2 separate regions of the Homo sapiens genome follow, and region 2 is linked to region 1. Evidence: chromatin loops called from intact Hi-C (ENCODE). Cell type or tissue: heart right ventricle. All regions are shown on one strand.

What was found. A loop is a pair of places that touch in the nucleus more often than their neighbours do. Peaks named below come from ENCODE experiments on the same cell type or tissue, not always from the same donor. Only the 100,000 strongest peaks of a DNase experiment are listed, where the experiment ranks them.
Region 2: a loop joins it to region 1, with 2.4 times the contacts of the local background. A loop is called at or near these places in 7 of 110 quality-filtered maps.

What each region holds. Positions count from the first base shown.
Region 1 is chrX:19,590,743-19,598,742 of GRCh38, reverse strand. SH3KBP1 (SH3 domain containing kinase binding protein 1) reads left to right here. Exons shown (of 18, transcript NM_031892.3): 10 at 3,743-3,794; 11 at 6,596-6,676. Among named protein-coding and RNA genes, the nearest start is that of MAP3K15, 79 kb to the right of the region's middle. In heart right ventricle, a CTCF peak has its summit at 4,859 (motif pointing left); no DNase peak of the experiment used is centred here; H3K27ac peaks cover 1,838 bases.
Region 2 is chrX:19,669,304-19,677,303 of GRCh38, reverse strand. The region is part of intron 6 of SH3KBP1 (SH3 domain containing kinase binding protein 1); the gene reads left to right. Among named protein-coding and RNA genes, the nearest start is that of MAP3K15, 160 kb to the right of the region's middle. In heart right ventricle, no CTCF peak of the experiment used is centred here; DNase peaks (open chromatin) are centred at 3,703 and 6,273; H3K4me3 peaks cover 787 bases; H3K27ac peaks cover 1,930 bases.

The sequences.
Region 1 (8,000 bases):
TGTGTGTGTTCTGACTACTCCATTGACCTACGATTCCCCATCTCTCCCTCTCCTTGGGCTTCACTATTTCCTGGTATGTAACAATGTTGAAATGAGGCAAACTAACAGCCCTGTGATAGCCTGTAAGTGTTCAAGTGAAAGGAAAAGCCACATATCTGTCACTTTAAATCAAAAGCTAGAAATGATCGAGCTTAGTGAAGAAGGCATGTTGAAAGCTGAGACAGGCCAAAAGCTAGGCCTCTTGCACTAAACAGTTAGACAAGCTGTGAATGCAAAGGAAAAATTTGTGAAGGAAATTAAAAGTGCTGCTCCAGTAAACACATGAATGATAAGAAAGTAAAACAGCCTTATTGCCAGGCATGGTGGCTCACGCCTGTTATCTCAGCACTTTGGAAGGCCAAGATGGGAGGATCACTTGAGCCCAGGAGCTCGAGACCAGCCTGGGCAACATAGTGAGACTCCATCTCTATAAATAAATAAATAAATAAATAAATAAATAAATAAATAAATAAAAACAGACTTGCTGATGATATGGAGAAAGTTTGAGTGGTCTGAATAGAAGATCAAACCAGCCACAACACTTCTTTAAGCCAAGGTCTAATTCAGAGCAAGGCCCTAACTATTCAAGTCTATGAAGGCTGAGAGAAGTGAAGAAGCTGCACAAGAAAAGTTGGAAGCCAGCAGAGGTTGGTTATTGAGGTTTAAGGAAAGACACCATCTCTATAACATAAAAGTACAAGGTGAAGCAGCAAGTGCTGATGGAGAAGCTGCAGCAAGTTATCCAGAAGATCTAGCTTTGATGAAGGTGGCTACACTAAACAACAGATTTTCCATTGATGAAACAGCCTTTGATTGAAAGAAGAGATAATCTAGGACTTTCATAGCTAGAGAAGTTGATATCTGGCCTCAAAGCTTCAAAGGGCAGGCTGACTCTCTTAGTAGGGGCTAATGCATCTGGTGACTTTAAGTTGAAGCTGGTGCTCATTTACCATTCTGAAAATCCTGGGGCACTTAAGAATTATGCTGCCAGACACGGCAGCTCATGCCTATAATCCCAGCACTTTGGGAGGCCAAGGCAGGAGGATCACTTGAGCCTAGGAGTTTGAGACCAGCCTGGGCAACATAGCAAGACTCCATCTCTACAAATAATAAAACTGGCCAGTTGTGGTGGTGTGCACCTGTGGCCTCAGCTATTTGGGAAGCTGAAGTGAGAGGATCTCTTGAGCCTGGGAGGTCAAGGCTGCAGTGAGCCATGATCGCACCATTGCACTCCAGCCTGGGCGACAGAGTGAGATCCTGTCTCAAAAACAAAAACAACAAAAAAAGAATTATGCTAAATCTACTCTGCCTCTGTTCTATAGATGGAAAAACAAGGCCTAGATGATAGCACATCTGTTTACAGCATGGTTTACTAAATATTTTAAGCCCACTGTTGAGACCTACTGCTTAGAAAAAAAGATTCCTTTCAAAATATTACTGCTTATTGACAATGCATCTGGTCACCCAAGAGCCCAGATGGAGATGTATAAGAAGATGAATGCCGTTTTCATGCCTGCTACTACAACATCCGTTCTGCAGCCCATGGATCAGAGTCGTTTCAACTTTCAAGTCTTGTTATTTAAGAAATACATTTTATAAGTCTATAGCTGCCGTAGATAGTGATTCCTCTGATGGATCTGGGGAAAGTCAATTGAAATAATTCTGGAAAGGGCTCACCATTCTAGATACCAGTAAGAATATTTTTGATTCATGGGAGGAGGTCAAAATATCAACATTAACAGGGGTTTGGAAGAAGTTGATTCCAACCCTCAGGGATGACTTTCAGGGGTTCAAGACTTCAGTGGAGGAAGTAACTGCAGATGTGGCGGAAATAGCAAGAGGACTAGAATTTGAAGTGGAGCCTGAAGATATGACTGAATTGCTGCAATCTCATGATCAACCTTGAATGAATGAAGAGTTACTTCTTATGGATGAGCGAAGACAGTGATTTCTTGAGATGGAATCTACTCCTGGTGAAGATGCTGTGAACATTGTTGAAATGACAACAACGGGTTTAGAGTATTACATATGCTTAGTGATAAAGCAGTGGCGGGATTTGAGAGGATTGACTCCAGTATTGAAAGATGTTCTACTCTGGGTAAAATGCTATCAAACAGCATCGCATGATACAGAAAAATTTTTCACGAAAGAAAGTCAATCAATATGGCAAACTTCATTGTTGTCCTATTTTAAGGAATTGCTACAGTCACCCCAACCTTCAGCCACCACCACCCTGATCAGTCAGCTGCTGTCAACATTGAGGCAAGACCCTCCCCCAGCAAAAAGTTTACAACTCGCTGAAGGCTCAGATATCATTAGTTTTTTCTAGCAGTGAAGTATTTTTAAATTAAGGTACGTACATTGCTTTTTTAGACATGCTATCACACACTGAATAAGCTACAGTAGAGCATAAACATAACTTTTATGTGCACCAGGAAACCAAAAAAATTCCTGTGACTCGCTTTATTGCAGTGGTCTAAAACCGAGTTTGCGTTATCTCTGAGGTATGCCTGTACTCTGATTCCGAGGTAAAGGAAGGTTAACTGGCAGAACTTCACTGATACTTTTGTTAGGTAAACACACATCTGTCCCCAGGATAATTAACACAACGACAGAGAAGGGAGGAAGAAAAAGAGTTAGTAGAGAGCTAGAAGGGGCTGGCAAAAGGGGAAAGAATAATGTGAGATCATGAGGCAGAAACACATCCATCCCATGGAGGACCTGTGTGTAAGGGCAGGTGGCCCTTAGAGCAGCTTTCTTTATTTTAATAAAGTATATTTCTCTGCACTCATAGAGACAATACAGAAAAACATTAAGAATGACACACACACGTGTGCGCACACATATGCACCCAGAATCAGAGATCACTGCTTCCCCCTAACACAGCTGTCTGAGAACAGTGCCCTGGCTGGATTTTTTGGCCATGGAATAATTTTCCAAGTCCAGCCTGATCATCTCTCTCCCACAGTCAATCCTAGGTGGCAAGAAAATGCTGGCTACTCTGGAACCAGTTCAGGGATGAATGCCATTGATTGCACTGCTACCTCCATCACCTACAGAGTGACAGCATGTGAGAAAAACAAATCACGGCTGATATGCAAAAAAAAAAAAAACAAACCAAAAAACAACAACAAAAAAAATCCCTCTCTGTTCCAGTTTATCACATGTACAATGAGTCTGTGGGGTGTCTAACAAATGGCCTGCCAGCCTCGGTGTAGAAAGGGGCAGAAGGCTTGCAACCTGATGTGGCTGCAGTGGGCCCTCAGCCTGCATTTTGTTGAGAGTCCTACATCCAGAGCAGATTCAATTTTGAATCTTTACAGTGACTCTTTTCGAATGCATGGTTATTCAGCAGATTAAATCTTAATTGCAAATGCAGCTTCAGCGTAGGAGTACCATTGTGCTTGCTGGTTTCAGGCCATTTTTGCTGAGCCGTGCTTTTCCAGAAGGCTGTTACAAATTTAGAAAGGGGGAAATGGCGTTTCATTTGTCGATTGGAGTTTTGTTTTGCCGACTGGATTTATTTTAGTGTTTGTTTAGAGGTGCCAAAAACTGACGTCCCTGGAGAGAGAATTGCTCAATTTTTTTGGAGAGGTTCTCTAAATTGTCCAAACTGCACATAGAAAACAATGTCTGTGGTCCTTCTGTGAGAGGACAGGCTTGCCAACAATCTCATGTGGTATAATTTTTATTAATTTTTCAGAGACCCAAGAAGCCACCGCCTCCATCCGCTCCTGTCATCAAACAAGGGGCAGGTAATGTACCTTTCAGTTCCATCAAATAAAATATGCGTCTTTCTTTTTGCATATATTCAAATCATCCTCAGTGTAGAGTTCGGGATTCCTGGTTCAAGTGCCATAGATTGACTACTTGGGAAGTTACGATTTGGTCTCAGCAGGCAGGTTTTAAAGATACTTCTGTTTTTCCTAAAAGATAAACATACCATTAAAATGTGACCCTGATATAGTGTAAAAATCTAGGCTCCCAATGAGAATGATCAGAAAGAATTAAAACAAACAAACAAACAAACAAAAAAAACAAGTTTGGGTTTTTTTAAGTAAACAGCTTTTGAGGAGAAAAGAACTGAATTGCCCTGTTTCTCATGTGCCCAGTTGAAGGTCAGCTTAGGGAAGATTGTTTCCCACAGGTCATAGCATTGTTGTGCGTATATAGTGTTGCTGAATTTTCGATATCTGTCCCATGTGGTTAACCAAAATTTGTACTGACTTCACTTACCCCTCAACAAAAAGATGTTTTTCTAGCAATAAATACTTTTCCTTATGATTCTTGTTTAATTTTGAAGAGTCTAATTCACTTTTTTTCTGTGTAGTTCAGATATTCAGGTTGAATAATATAGGAAGAATTGATGTTGAACATTTGGTAGCTTGTTTCACACTGGATTCTCATATATAAAAAGATATTTCATATTTCCCGGTAGAACTCCTCTTTATAATAGTTAAAATTAATTATAGGGAAAAATTCCTCCATGAGTTATTAGTTAAGTAGCATTTTAAAAAATTAACAACTAAAATAGAAGAGAAAGGGTATTTTTAGTTCTACACATTCACAATTATATTTCTATAACAGTTAAATTATGAATAAATTTCAAGATTGGTTTATTTATAAACTTATTAAGAAGTGATTTTTAAGTTCTTTTGGCCCACCAAGTTAAGAGGAAAAACTTGACCCCAAATTCCTTTCCCATTCCCTTTGGCATAGTTGAGAATTATTAGAGATTAAGTCCTGAAATGGGATGTTAATTACATCTTTTGCTCCGCCCCCATCCTTGTTTGCATTGAGCAGTTTCATTTTGCCACCTAGTGGTTCTGCCCATATATTTTATTGTGCTGAAATTGAAGCAAGCTATTTATTTACTTTTCTCTGAAGACCCCTTTCCCTGTAGGCCTTGGTAATTGATCAGAGACCGTGGAGATTAGTTGAGGAGTCCAAGGCTCAGGCAGTCTAGAATGTAGCTAAGATTGGATTCTTCAGTATAATAGGATTGTCAGTTCTTTCTGTGTCTCTAGGAATGATACCGACTTCATTATTGTTAGGTGAGTAGATTGTAGCATGGTAGGCAAATTCTTACCCTTTTAAAACAATTTTACCAAAGTTTATGATGGGTCTCTGTGGGGCAAAGCAGGATGGCATTTAATGTTTATAGATTACTGCTCATTTATCCTGCCTGAATGATCGTGGGAACTGCTTTGTAATGGGGAGATAGATATTCATATTTTCTCCCTCGTCAACTTTCCTTGCGTTTGATTATTTTACCAAAAAAAAATCAGATATGAAATTGACAGAAATGAGATGTGGTGATTAATTTGTAGTGAGTCATTAAGAGGAATTAAGTAAAGGATGTGTTTGGTGGATATTTTTTTTAACTTCTTTTGTTCTCTGAGGTTGTGTAATTGAGATTTCTAGTACCAAGCACCCATCTTTGGAACTGGTCATGTAAAGAGTTTGTTAAGAACTCAGCCCAGTCCATACATAAGAGGAGTACTTTTGACTGGTTTGTGCTTTAGCTATTTCTCAAGTGCTCTTACATGCCTGAGGCCACTGGCACCAATGAGGAAACCCCAGGTAAGGGAGCAGCTGCAGTCCATGTGGGTAAAGGCTAAGTGCTAAGTGGTACATTTGAAAAAATGTAATACTTGAAGGACCCCAAATTTGGTGGCATAAAACAACAGCCTTCTTATGTTCATGGATTCTGTGGGTCAAGAACAGACCATGGCTGGGCTGGCTTGTCTCTGCTCCGTCATATCTGGGACCTCAGCTGGGAATACTGAACTAGCTGAAGCTGGAGGATCCACTTTGAAGATGAATGTTTCCCTCACGTGTCTGGCTCCCCTTGGCAAGGGTGCCTGGAAGGCTGGGCTCAGCTGGGGCTATAGGCTGGAGCATCTGTATGTGGCCTCTCCAGGGTAGTTGACTTCTTACATGGAAGTTCAGTATTCCAGCAAATAAAGCATAAACTACAGGGACTTTTATGACTCAGCTTTGGAAGTTATGTGGTATCATTCCTGCCACTGATTGAAGCAGTCACAGGCCCACCCACATTCCTGGCAAGGGGATGTAGACCTCACCTCTTACTGGGAGGAGTATCAGGTAATTCCAGGCCCTGTTTTAAAATGGCTACAAAATGGGATCCAGATTCCTATGAAACCCCCTTTTTTTGGTAGAACACAACATTCAGTGGCCCCTTATTTGTAAAGTTTGATAATTGACATTTATTTATACACATTCTCCACCCCCACCCGGTGATTTCCTGTGACTATATTGATGCCTAAGGAAATCAGGCTTAAATATCAGAAAATATTATTAGTGGTATTCTTGTAAATTAAGGATACATAGGCAGGTGAACTTAATGACATAGGCCAGAAATGTCTTCTGCTCTGTTTCTAAACAGCTCGTGCTTGCCAGATAATGCTAACGCCCAACTCAGGGGAAAAAATCTTACTGACTTTGCTCTACCTGATAAAGATTTAAATGCTGGTGGGTGTAATAATTGAGTACAGAAAACATTTTGTGATCACTATTACCCTTTCCCTCCTAGGCACCACTGAGAGAAAACATGAAATTAAAAAGATACCTCCTGAAAGACCAGAAATGCTTCCAAACAGAACAGAAGAAAAAGGTATGAAATCAATTCTTCATTGGCACTTCCAGAACAGCAGGAGCTGAAGCTGTCTGTTACACGGCTAGTCCAGAATACCCACAGAATTTGCTTTTCCTTTGGAATATGGTGATCATGGTTTTGTTTTGATTGCTTTTACAAATCCTATTGCTAAGGAAGTAGGAGAGGGTTATGTGGTACTTCGTGGGACCACAATTTCTCATCAGATGAAAAATAACCAGTCTAGTCAATTAACACATTGCTGCTGTTTCCTGATGTCTCTACCATGGCCACCCTCTCTGCACCCTGAAGTCGGATGTAAGTTCCTTTAGGGCCTGGTATATATCTGTCAGTTTCCACTTAGCCTGTCCTTCATGCCTAGTGTCCCAAGGTGCTCATTCACTGTTGATGGATGGATTTGGCATAGTGAAATTCACGTCCAGATAAATAAACAAATGAAAGCTCTTTTCTTTGGTCACTCATGGACCCTTGACTCTGGGTAACGTTATTACAGACAGAAGTCCTTGGTCAAGGATGTTGGAGGAGGGGAGGGTGGCATGGTAATACTGGGAAAGCAGCTTGGTCCCCAGCGTCTCCTGAAGGTGGTCAGGAGTGTCATTGGCAGGAAAGTAGGTTAATGTGTGTCCTGCAATCAGGTTTATGAACGCGTTTGACTCCTACCATTTTGAGAGTCTCTCCCAAAGAATTCTGCATACTGTAGAAGGACTCATTTTATTAGGTGTCTAGGATTTGATTGATCACACATTTTTATGGGAAAAGTGCTATGTTATTACGAACAGGAGGCTGAGCAAATCCCATTTTAAAAAGCAGTTATTTTTAAGTCACAAGAGAAATGCTGAATTAATGAATGTAATTATTTGGAGGTGCTCCTTGGTGGCCTCATGAAATTTTATTGTGAAATTTGATATTTGATATCAGCCTGCCAAAAATTTTACCAACATTGCCAGCTCTTAAGAAGCTATACCTCTTTCTTTCACAGTGAGCAGTTAGAACTTGACTTGTGGAACCTCATTGTGAAGGCCAGGTCTGTGTCACGGATTGAAGAAAAAAACCAGCCATTGAGTATATACTATATGAATAACTCTTTGTATAAAAGCATTGGTATGGCCAGGCACAGTGGCTCACACCTGTAATCCCAGTACTTTGGGAGGCTGAGGCGGGAGGATCACTTGAGCCCAGGAGTTCAAGACCAGCCTGGGCAACATAACAAGACCCTGTCTCTACCAAAAAAAAAAAAAAAAAAAAAAAAAAAAAAAATAGCCAGGCCTGGTGGCCTGTGTCCATAGTCCCAGCTACTTTGGGAGGCTGAGGTGGAAGGATCGCT
Region 2 (8,000 bases), 79 kb before region 1:
TCTGTTTCTAAACTCCTTCCCTTTTTATGAGTCACTTAGATGATCACTTCTGACCAACCACTTAGGGAAAGGAGTGTCAGGTATTACACATGGATAGGTAAGTTACAGATACTCGAGTGAGTCTCAGGACCTAACCTGACATGGCTTTATATAGAATAATGCTGGGTTTTTGGTGCCAGCTCATTCCGTGTCCTAGCTCTTTAGGCACTACCAGTCTTGGCCCACTTAATTATTGGAAAAAGTAGTCTTTTTTGCCTTACTGGAAAGATTTCTAAACTGAATGGTTTGCCAGGTTGGTTGTTTACTGGATTCCCTGCGGAGAAATCTTTCAAGAAGCTTCTTTCCCATGGTCTTCCTGTCTTAGCTGATTTCCGTTAGTGACTTCTGACATCTCTCTCTTGAATTCTGTCTACACTTTCTACAAGGCGTTGTGTTTGTAACAGCCTCTTTTTCAACTCTTGTCATCTTGAATCTCATTTATAGAATTATAGTCACCCAAATTAATGCCTTTATGGTATCCACATTGTAGCTTTTACTTGGGACAGATAATTAGAATTAAAATTGTGTATAAATGAGAGTGACTAATCAAGTTTTTAATTAGCCAAATTACAGTAAGAGAATTTAAGTATTTTCATACGTATCTCAGGTAGTCTTTTTTTTTGTATTTAATTTTTGTGGGTACATAATAGGTGTATTTATGTGGCACATGAGATGTTTTGATACAGGCATGCACTGTGAAATAAGCACATCATGGAGAATGGGGTATCCATCCCCTCAAGCATTTATCCGTTGAGTTATAAACAATAAAATTATACTCTTTAAGTTATTTTAAAATGTGCAATTATTATTGACTATAGTAATCCTGTTGTGCTACCAAACAGTAGGTCTTATTCATTCTTTCTATTTTTTATGTACGCATTAACCATCCCCGCCTCCCACCCAGCCCCCACCCAGGTAGTCTTTTTATCCATTCTAGTAAAAATTTATTAAGCTGCATAATCATATAAAATTAAAACATGTCAATAAGGTGATGATCTTAGTTCCTTAAAAATGAGAGATCTATGTCCTAATCCTTTGAAGACTAGAAATAAGCTCTAGAGAACTCCAGAAGCTAATGAGATATATACTCTTTGACTAATTAAACACAAGGGTCAAAACCTTGTTGTGATTATCTGAGACCTAGAGTATTGGCTGTCCCTCGTTTTGGTTGAAAAATAAGATTGTGTCTCTTGAGTTGTTGGAAAACCTGTGGTTTTTAATGAGCAGATGGTATTAAGATGCCCACTGGTTGCCTGGGTTGAATGAAGTGTTTGGGATTTTCAGACTTTGGCTTCTCTCTCCTCAGAGTGTCTCAGTTTTGTTTCCTGATCTGGAAAAAGTAAGGAAGGAGGAGGGGAGTTGGTAGGGAAAGGGAAACAGAAACAGTGAACCAGTATTACAGGATTATTCTTTGTCATGTTGGGTGCTGCTTTCTGTTTTATATATGTTTGATGTGAACTTTCTAAAACACTCAGCCTAGCGTATTTTCTAAGAAATATTTAGTTGCAGCCAGATTGTCACCAAGAATCATATTCCCAGAAGGTTTTCAAATTGTGTTAAGAGTATAGTGGTTGGCCGGGTGTGGTGGCTCACGCCTATAATCCCAGCCAAGGCAGGTGGATCATGAGTTCAGGAAATGGAGACCATCCTGGCTAACACTGTGAAACCCAGTCTCTACTAAAAATTCAAAAAATTAGCTGGGCATGGTAGCATGCGCCTGTAGTCCCAGCTACTTGGAAGCCTGAGGCAGGAGAATCGCTTGAACCCGGGAGGTGGAGGTTGCAATGAGCTGAGATTGCGCCACTGTACTCCAGCCTGGGCGACAGAGCGAGACTCTGGAAAAAAAAAAAAAAAAGTATAGTGGTTATTAAACATGGAGGACAGATAGCCCAGGTTCAGACTTCAACTCTGCCTCTTCCTGGGACAAGTTACTTAACCACTCAGTGCTTTTGATTCCTCATCTGTAAAATTAGAGTAACAAGAGAATCTACCCCAGAGGGTTGTTGTGAGGATTAAGTAACATGTAATGGTTAGAGAAGTGCCTGGCACATAGTAATCACTTGATTAACGTTAGTTATTATTATTGTTGTCCTTATTGTTATTAGAGTAGAAAGAGTACCTATAAATGACAGTACATTTTCCAGGGTTATTTCTATTTATTTATTTATTTATTTATTTATTTATTTGAGGCAGGGTCTTGCTCTGTCACCCAGGCTGGAGTGCAGTGGCATGATCTTGGCTCACTGCAACCTCTGCCTCCCGGGTTCAAGCAATTCTTCTGCCTCAGCCTCCCGAGTAGCTGGGATTATAGGTGTGGGCCACCACGCCCGGCTGATTTTTGTATTTTTAGTAGAGACGGGGTTTCACCATGTTGGCCAGGCTGGTCTTGAACTCCTGACCTCCGGTGATCCACCTCCCTCAGCCTTCCAAAGTGCTGGGATTACAGGCATGAGCCACCATGCCTGGCCTCTTTAATTTTTTATTATGGCAAATTTCAAACTGCAAGAAGTACAATTGAATTTTGCTATATCTGTGTTAGCTGTTTGTTTCATATCACCAAGTCTTAAATGTCAGCCACTAGAAAGTAAGTGCCATAATTTGGGACCTTGTCTGTGTTAGTCACCATTTACAGTTTATGAAAATAGTTGTCAAATGATAGTTGGCCCTCAGTAAATATTTGTGGACTGGATGAATGAAGATACTGTTTTGTGCTAATCCAATTCTGGTTGGGATCTGCTTGTGGTCTAGCTAAGATTCACTCTTCCATTTGTTCATTAATTCACTCATTCATTCATTCACTGAAGCTTTATTGAATGCCTTTTATGGATCAGCAGTGTGAAGCTTTATTGAATGCCTTTTATGGATTAGCAGTGGTATCTCTGGGATTTGTATGTAAATGAACAAAGGGGTGGCAATCCATTTGGAAAGGGATTGGCTAAATGGCATGTCTAGATGTTGTATTTGCATAGTAAGTGCGGTTTTTTTTTAACCTGACAGGTTATTTATTTGGGGTGGAGCAGATCTGGTGTGGTTCATCGGAATGGAGTTAACACCTCCTACCCTAAGTCACACCTTGGATCAGCTGTCATATACAGGTTTCTCATTTAATGCTTTGGATTGTCCCTACATTGGAGAGAAAGGGGGTATGTATAAAAGTCATTATAATGTAAGGGGAAAGACTAGCAGACGCATGTCCAAAGCATCAATGAGAATAGAAAGGAAGAAACTACTAACTTTCCTCCAGGTCAAGAAGGAAGGGATGGGATATCCTTGGTCTCTTTTTAAGGAATGTGGTATTTGAGCAAGGTGTTAAAAGACGTTGGGAATTCATGGTACTAGCAGTGTGCATGTGGACAAGGAGTGAGCATGAGTATGTTGAAGGAAGAGGTGGGTTGGGCTGGGGTGCAGGGGCTGTGGTGGTGGTAGTGGAGGAAGTGGGCAGCTGAAGGGGAGGTGGTGCCTCTTCCTGCAGGGCTCTGCCAGCCCACTCACAAGCTGCCCTTCTTCTGGGTGGGTGGGCAAGTTGGTGAAGGAGTTCAGTTGGGCAGCAGCATGATCAGATTTATACTTTAGAGAGATAACTGGGGAGGTGCTGAGGAATGTGGACTGGAGATGGGAGAGGAAGTAGCTGGGAGACTTGCCAGCCCCGGGGCTCCATGGTCGATGACTAATTGGCCAGGCACCAGGAACTTCTAGTAGCTCTTGGAAAGGGGCAGATGGGCCCACCTCATGCACACTCTTTAAGCTGGATCGCCGTTGCCTGGGTTGGCAGCAACACTGACAAAAGAGCCAAGTTTCCTTTCAAAGAAAATTCTTTTGTGTATTTTGGGAATGAAAAAGCCAGGAGTCAGCATTCTACTATCTTCATTAATAGATAGGCTAAGAAGATAGAGACAATTTTTAAATTTGAAGTTGAGAGGGCCTTGTTAAATAGATTTACATAGATATACACATGGGCATAAACATGTATAGCTATAAATCACAGATATGTGTTTATTTATATATACCTTTGCATTCAGCAGGTTTATCTTTCTAATTAGTTTTTTAATCAACTTTTAATTTTAGAGTAGTTTTAGATTTATGGAAAAGTTGTGAAGATAATAGAGTTCCCACATACCTCACACCCGGCTTCCTCTCTTGTTAACGTCTTGCATTAACGTGGTACGTTTCATATTATCTTTTTTTTTTTTTTTTTTTTTGAGACAGAATCTTGCTCTGTTGCCCAGGCTGGAGTGCAGTGGCGCCATCTCGGCTCACTGCAACCTCCGCCCCCCACCCCCACCCGATTCAAGCAATTCTTCTGCCTCAGCCTCCTGAGTAGCTGGGATTACAGGCACCTGCCACCAGGCCTGGCTAATTTTTGTATTTTTAGTAGAGACGAGGTTTCACCATGTTGGCCAGGCTGGTCTTGAACTCCTGACCTCAAGTAATCCGCACACCTTGGCCTCCCAAAGTGCTAGGATTACAGGCGTGAGCCACCATGCCTGGCCCATATTATCATTATTGACTAACATCCATGCTTTATTCAGATGTCCTCAGTTTTTATCCAGTGTCCTTTTTCTGTTGCAGGATCCCATCCAGAATACCACATTTAGTTTTCTCATCTTGTTAGGCTTTAACAGTTTCCCAGACTTTCTTTATTTTTGATGACCATGGCAATTTTCAGTTTTGTAGAATGTCCTTAAATAAGCATTTGTCTGAAGTTATTCTCATGAGTAGATTGGAGTCGTGGGTTTTTGGGAGGAAGGCCACAGAGGTGAAGTGCTCTCATTACATCATATTAATTCCATACTTATCGCTATAGATGTTAACCTTAGTCACCTTGGCTGACGTAGGTGTTAGTCAGGTTTCTCCGCTCGAAAGTTCTGGTTTTTTCCCTCTTTCCATACTTGACTCTTTGGAAAAAGGGTACTCTGTGCCCCTCCCACTTAAAGAGTGGGGAGTTTCATTCTACCTCCTTGAGGGAGGAGTATCTAAAGAAATGATTTGGAATCCTTCTACACAGGAGATTTGTTTATTCTCCTCCGTCCTAGTTGGGTTTTGATAAGGGAATTTTTTTTATCTGTTCTCTGAATTCCAAATGCTAATTCTGTAGCACTTGTATTATATTTGTCATTTACTACCTAGTGACATCACCTACATTTGTGTGTGTGTGTGATAAGTAAACAGATTTATGTCTTATTTACCCAAGGAGATTGTAAATTTCTTGAGGACTGGGACAGCATCTTATTTAAAGCCCCTTACAGAGTTAGATACAGTGCAGGCAGTTAATAAATAGTAAGCAAATGGTTTTTAAATTAGTTTAATTAAAAATTTAAATATTAACCATAGTTAACTGAAACAGGTCATCAAAGTCTAAGCATATGAGAAATGTGGTAAGATAAGGATACTGTTTACTTGGCATCCTGATTTGTGAAATTGTCCTGAACTTGTAATTGTGGCTAATATGATATTTACTGTGTGCCAAGCACTTTTGTAAGTACTTTACATATATTATTTAATTTTCCAGACAGCCCTGTAGGTTGGTGCCATTATCCCCATTTTATAGATAAGGAAACTGAGATGAACAAAGGTTGAATAAGTTGTTCAGGATCACAAAGCCAGGAAGTAGCTCAACTGGGATTTTGATCTCAAACACTCCGGCTCCAGAGTTTTGAACACTTAACCACTGCGCTCTAGATTCATTGAAGTGGTGATTAAAATGGTATCTCTTTTGGGGGAAAGAACAAAATTGTGATTTAAATATTTCATTTCAACCTGTTAGGATGCTCCTGATGACATGGCAGCAATGTTGCTGTATTTTTCCTAGGGGGAGTATTTCCATAAAGCCACGGCTGTTTTTCCTTCTTCTGTGTGTGTGTGTGTGTATGTGTGTGTGTGTGTGTGTGTGTGTTTATGAGTAATTTTTGTGTAGTGCAACTAATTGCATTTAAAATACAGGCATGTTCATGATTGATATGTCATATACAGACTATATTCTAGATATCCCTCACTCTCTAGCCATGTGATCTGTTGAAAGATAGTGGGCTTTTTATTTCTTCTCTGGCATTTTTAAACAGACGTGATCACTAGGTCTTGCCAAATAAACACTCCCTCAGTGTGTTCCTTGTCCGAATGGTCACACCTGGGGGCCCCAGGAGGGAGCCCAGATTGCAGCAGCAACATAGGCGAGGGAGGAGGACTTCTCTCGAAGCCACCCAAGCCATGAATTGGCCCTGGCTTCCTGAACCATAAACAAATGCGAGCTTTGTTCTCCCCATTCCTCATTTGGTCCCAAGTATGACTCAGGGTTAGGCTGGGTCCTCAGGCTCCGTGCTGTTGGAAGGAAGTGGGAGGATTCCAGGGGAGTTCTGGGACCTTTTCAAACTGAAGAGAGGAGGCTGGCTGCATCATGGGAGAAGAGGTATTTCTTTTTTTTTTTTTTTGCTTTTAGAGTTGTAATAAATCCAGTTAACCTGTATCTTATCTGTATATAACATTTTGTAGCAAGACTGGGTAATGGGTTTGCATTAGTGGGTTGAAACAATGTGTGTGCCAGCTAGGATCCCACAGAGGGGAGCTATGGATAAGCTGAGGAGGAACCTATCAAGTATACGGATTATTTGCTAAAGCTGAATGTCACTCTGGAGCTATTTAGCCGTTTTAATCCCTCCCACTTTGGTCAATTTGGCCATTAATTTTTACAGATGTTTCCAATCTCTCTGTGTCTTGGGTTTTCATGTGCTCATATTGCAGAGAGAAATTTAGATGGGCAGTTTGCACAAGCGGTAACTGTTACACCATGTCACAGAGATGTTTAGCAATTACAGATGTTTGTGCAGTAAACAAATCCAGCTTGCTTTTCAGGTTAGCTTAGAGAGAAGGGTATGTCCATGCAGAGCAAGCCAGCTGTGGGGCGTTTCACTCTTGAGGGTCACCGACATTTGGAGTTTTCTTTGTGAGTGGAGCAGCTGTGAGTAGTGACTTCTGGGTGCTATTGAACTGCTTTTTTTATGATGGGGTAAAGATATTTGGCTAGTTTTGTAGTGCGGGGCATTTATAGGTATGTACTCATGTATGGAGAAAAATTAAGACACTAAATTATTTTGATTTTATAAAAGTTTGCTAGAAATAAGTGGTCTTGTTTTTCTCTGTGAGTTGTTCATATTTGTCTACCTAAAAGCAGAAGTCTGTCATTTTCCAAACACAAAATTCCCTAAATAAACCACAGGATAAGTAAGGCTTACAGTGTGTCATATGTCTTCCATATCCCTGTCTCTCATTGAAAAAAAAATTTTAAGGGGAGAATTGATGAGGTCTGTAAAATATGTCCCTTTATGTCTTTTTCTGTTGGCTTTAACTTATACTATTTTCAAAATTACAAAAAAAAAAAAATAGCGTGGCCAAAAGGAAACACATTGTTTTAACATATCATTTTAAGAGTAGGGGAACTTCTTGAAAGGTTTTTAAATGGCATCTGTTGCTTGCCTAGAAAGGAGGACAGAGGCAGATATATGAGGAGAGTGCCGTTAGGGGTTGGCTAGGATAAAAATATATTCATCGGCAATGGCTTGAGAGGATTTTCCTAGGGAAAGATAGCTTATGTTTGCTGATCTTATGCTGGATGTCTTTGTTCTGAGTTCTGATGAGTAGAAATCTGAATGAGGTATTTATATGCAAAATAAAGATGGTGAATCTTCTTCCTTGGGGAAATGAGTGAAAGCATGATTGATTGTAAGGTGTGAAAAACGTGGGAAAGTCTCAGCAGCTAGGGCCTGGAGATGGGAGAGGAATGGTAGCCCCTGGGGGGCCTGACAGGTTTTGCCTTGGTCCTGTGATGTCTGAGCTACTTGTTGCACTGGTAAGTGCTCCCTGAACCCTTTGCTTGTTTGTTTCTCAAAATGGAGGTAGCTCTGTTACTTCTCTCATTACAAGAGCTCTTTGTAATAATAATAATAATTATTATTATTATTATTATTCAA